Linked DNA regions of Homo sapiens: region 2 is linked to region 1. A link is an interaction called in ENCODE POLR2A ChIA-PET data of the cell type or tissue named here. Cell type or tissue: CD4-positive, alpha-beta T cell. All regions are shown on one strand.

Region 1 (2,500 bases):
AATGTTCAGGTTCTGCTTTTTACAATGAGAAGAATAACTTAGTACCATATCTACCCAAATGACATTATATCATTTCATACGAAACCAGCCAACACAAAACTGGGCTAAGAAAGTTACATCTTACTGGAAAAAAAAATCACTAATAAGGTTATAGAATCAAGATCCTATCTTGTATCTCATCAATCTCTGTACAGCCATAGTTTCTTAGAAAACCACAAGAGAATGAAATTTAATTAGCTGCTGACTCCGATAGAGTTTTGTTTTTTTTTTTTAATGTGCTCCAAAGTAGCATTTGGACAGGTTGAGGCATTCACTATCAATTTACTGCTTTCCCTCAAGCAAAAAGGTCAAGTATTCAACTTAAGCTGCAACATCAGCAACACTTACCAATTATAAATTCCTGAATGAGGTCAAATGAATGGCAGGCAGAGACATTCTCAGAAATCCACTGAATAATCTTTAAAAAGTCAGACAGAACTCTGTTGGTATTTAAATCTGCTCTCTGCCTCCACTACCAAAGAAGTACAAATATACATGAATCTTTTGCATTCTATACCTATTTTAGAATTGCCTAAGAATATACTCACTTCTATACTATCTTCAAGATACATAATGCAATTCTGGGTAGGTAAAACGGTATTTTATAAGTGAGATCCTTTTTATACATCTTTTTAATAAATCTCCTTGGCTGGAAACCAAATAAACGTTCCTCAACCTAACGTTTGTGCAAGAATAGGTCATGTTATAGCAAAGCACCAGTGGAAAGAGCCGTGGGATACAGGAAAAAAAGAAAAACAAAACCACTAGGCTTGAGGGCAGCAGAGCTGGGTGTGAATTCCAGCTGGGTCCTGGGTGTGAATACGGACACACCAGTTAACCTTTGTGAGCATCACTGTACTGCCTCCTGAGGGAGGGATAATCCCTGCTATACCATCAACTCGCTCATCTCCATAATCATCCTCACCTGCTAGAGGAATGTTTTCCATCTCAGCACTGACAGATATTATAAGGCACGCCTAACCATGGTGCACACTTGCACTTCTGCTCCTACCAGTAAGCTGTTTAATTCAAAACCGATTTATGTTATTGTACTTATTTTCAAAATTAGGTAATACGATATTACTATCGACAAGTAAAATGTGGATGCAGAGAGTGTCATTGGGTCAGTAAAAGTTGAATGCTTTGTAAAGAGTCAAAGGCATGTCTCTAAAACACTAGAAAATTAGGTTTAGGGGAAACAACTAAAAAAGATTGGGTAAAAAATGCCTGGTATACACAGCTTGCTTTGTAAGGGTCTTTAAATTACTATATCCTTAGAAATAAAAATTTTTAAAAAGTAACAGGAAGTTAGAGGTAACTCATTACTAGTGCTTTTATGCATGAAAAATGATGTTGAACTTCAATTAGCAGATGCACAAAGAAAGGCTTGAGTCAAAACATGGGTGAATAATGTACATTGTTATGTTTCAGGTTAAAATAAAACGTCTAATGTCTTTTTTTTTTTTTTTGTAGTTAACCAGCCACTCTTTGATCTTAACCACATCTGATAAAGAGATTTTTCTGACTTCACAGGATAGCTGTAAAATAACACAGAATGCACGTGGAAGTACTTAATAAACTCTAATGTGAAATACAAATGTAAGCTATTTTTATTACAAATGTAATAAATATCTGCCACCAGATTTTAGTCCTTTTGATAATTATAGATCAAATACAGACCAGGAGAAAAAGTAGATATTTAAGAAACGCATTATTTACTGAGCTCTTCATTGAAATATTACTGACATAGCTAAACTTTTATTCCCAATATGGAAAAGGGGGTACCCAAAAGAACAGAAACACCCTGAGTGTGAGACCTGGTAGGGATCCATAAAAAAGCAGCGCAAAAGATGACGATGTCAGCAGCAAGGCCACACACCTCAATTAATTGTTACTAAATAAAAATAACTCCTGACCATTTTCAACCACAAAATAAATATGTTCAGTGTCGTCTATCTGCCCATTTTAAAACATGAGCTATCTTCTCACCTGGGCTTCCAGGAACTGCGCACCTTGACCGCAGTAGAGCGCGCAGTGCAACGCAGCCATCTTCTCACAGTCTAAGCAAGTGTTCTGCAGAAGCTGTAATAAAGACGACTGGCTGAGCAGTGCTCTATAGAGCTTTCCAGAACAACAATCCAATACCAGGGACCCTGACAATGACTGTAAAGGGCAATGAGGTAGCATATCAATCATTTCATTATTTCCTGGCAAAAAAAAAAAAAACAGTAGATCAGCAAATAGAAGAAACTCCTTTCACCCAAACATAGATATTAAAGTCAAAACAAACTCAAATGGGCCACCTCTACAAGAGAAAAACTATAGCCGTACCTGTCAGAAAGAGATTGTGGCAGATCAGGTCTGGATGTTGAACATTAAGTAGGTGGAAGAAATGACCAGGTAAGTAAACAGCCACATAATAGTCTATAGAAGAGAAAGATTTACATCATCTACATGTGGT
Region 2 (2,500 bases), 150 kb after region 1:
GACACATACATACATATGTGTGCATGTATAGATATATACACATACATATATATGTACAGAGAGATATATAACATTTATAAATGTTTTAAAAACAGATTAAAAAGTATCTGGAAAAATCATATTAAAGCAGAATTGAATGGGAGGTTAAGAGAGATTTTCACTCTTTATGTATTTTACGTTTTTTTAATTTTATTTATTTATTTTTGAGACAGAGTCTCGCTCTGTCACCCAGGCTGGAGTGCAGTAGCCCAAACACAGCTTGTGCAGCCTCTACCTCCCAGGCTCAAGTGATCCTCCCACCTCAGCCTCTCAAGTAGCTGGGACTGCAGGTGTGCACCACCATGCCTGGCTACTTTAAAAAAATTTTTTTTTTTTTGTAGAAGCAGGGTTTCCCTATTTTGCCCGGGTTGGTTTCGAATTCCTGGGCTCCTTCCTCAACTTCCCAAAGTGTTGGGATTACAGGCATTAGACACCATGCTCAGCCTTTACATTCTTTAAAAAACTATTTATAATGAGTGTATTTTACTTTATTTCGTTCATTGAAAATATATGTAGAAAGCGAATGACCACTGGCATGACTGAGCTGGGTGTGGTGGTGTGCAACTGTAGTCCCAGCTACTCAGGAGGCTGAGACAGGAGAATTGCTTGAACCCAGGAGGCGGAGGTTGCAGTGAGCTGAGATCGCCCCACTGCGCTCCAGCCTGGGCGACAGCAAGACTTCGTCTAAAAAAAAAAAAAAAAAAAAAAAAACCGCGATATGATCTGTGATTGCACACAAGCACACTGTTTTTATCTAAGTAAATCTGAAGTGATTTGGGGGGGGGGATTCCAATAGATTTTAGGGTCTTCAAGTTTTATTACATAGCAAGCTCATTTCTATTTAGATAGTGTGTTTACTTATTTAGACGGTATTATGTTTAATATGGCTGGGTGAGGGCTGACAGTAGGAAGGCCTCCTCCAGCCACTCCTTGGCACTACCTGTTTCATCACTTTGGGCAAATTATTTTAACCTCTTGAAGCCTCAGTTTCCTCATCTGTAAAATGATGTTAGACTACGTAATTTTAAGAACTTTTGCCCAGCTTTCAGATTCTATAATTCTGGTATTTTGTGACATCCAAAACTCAAATGAGGAAAACATTAGTTAGAGGGGCATGGTTATTAATTGTGATTTGTGACTGCACTTTACATAAACTCTGGATTTAAAAGATGCTATTAATTTTACATTTCCATTAACAGAAGGGAATACTGTTGTGAATTATCCAGAATAGCATAATTTAAAAGTCATTTATAGTTAGCTTTAGCATATCTTAAAGTATCAGATGATTTCTGAGCAAATATAATAATTTTTATTATGTTTTAATATTAAAATGATTCTCCATTCTCTAAGTGACATTTGTAGGCAATATGATAAACCTGTAAATGTTTTGAATAAAATTAAAAAATGTAGAAAGCTAAAAGTTGACTTAACCTAGAAATGTTACCAAAAATTGCAAATACCTTGTTCAGTGTTGAAACACAACTGTGAATATGTAGGCAGCACTTCACGGTGATTAACAGCATCAATGTTACTGTCAGACAGACCTGAAGCTACCTCATGTAAGTTATCTAAGCTCTTTGAATTTTAGTTGCCATATCTATAAAATGGGACTGAAACATTGTACCTATTTTGTAGGAGGTGATTTGTAACAGGTGATTTGAAAATTAAATTAAATTAAATTATAAGGCTAGGTGCAGTGGCTCACCCCTGTAACCTCAGCAATTTGGGAGGCTGAGGTGGGCAGTTCACCTGAGGTTGGGAGTTGGAGACCAGCCTGGCCAACATGGTGAAACCCTGTCTCTACTAAAAATACAAAAATTAGCCAGGCGCAGTGGCATGCACCTGTAGTCCTAGCTGCTTGGGAGGCTGAGGCAGGAGAATCGCTTGAACCTGGGAGGCAGAGGCTACAGAGAGCTGAGATCCCATCATTTCACTCCAGCCTGGGCAACAGAGCGAGACTCTGCCTCAAATAATAAATAAATAAATGAGATAATATAAGGAAAGCACCCAGTACAGTGTTTGACATATGTTTGCTCAAAACAGCTGATTTCTTTCTCTCTTTTTTTTTTTGTCCTTAAACACAGTATTTACTCGACTCTTCACTTACAAATAATATACTGGTATATTATTTAGTATATGTTGTAAATCGAAGGTATCATAGGCTTTATGATTAACAGTTCAAATTCTAAAATTTAAATGCCTGTGTCTAAATGTCAACTCTGCCACTTGCATGCTATGTGACCTTGGATATCTGTAAATCAGAATGAATGATAATTAATTTATAGAGTTGTTATATGTATTAATTCAAATGAAATAATGCATATAAAGGATCAAAAATGTTAGCTACTATTACCATTCATTAACTATAGAAATCAGTCATCTAACATTGCATTTAGTGGCAGACCAACATACAAGAGAACATTGTTCTCTTTCTACTTCTTCACCACTCCTGTCTTATTTT

Evidence for each region. Peaks named below come from ENCODE experiments on the same cell type or tissue, not always from the same donor. Only the 100,000 strongest peaks of a DNase experiment are listed, where the experiment ranks them.
Region 2: POLR2A ChIA-PET joins it to region 1 with 5 read pairs; 3 of 35 experiments call an interaction of 5 or more read pairs at or near these places.

What each region holds. Positions count from the first base shown.
Region 1 is chr7:77,353,185-77,355,684 of GRCh38, forward strand. GSAP (gamma-secretase activating protein) reads right to left here. Exons shown (of 31, transcript NM_017439.4): 15 at 2,371-2,463; 16 at 2,029-2,246; 17 at 388-457. Among named protein-coding and RNA genes, the nearest start is that of GSAP, 62 kb to the right of the region's middle. In CD4-positive, alpha-beta T cell, no CTCF peak of the experiment used is centred here; a DNase peak (open chromatin) is centred at 1,537.
Region 2 is chr7:77,501,797-77,504,296 of GRCh38, forward strand. No RefSeq gene overlaps it. Among named protein-coding and RNA genes, the nearest start is that of PTPN12, 34 kb to the right of the region's middle. In CD4-positive, alpha-beta T cell, no CTCF peak of the experiment used is centred here; no DNase peak of the experiment used is centred here.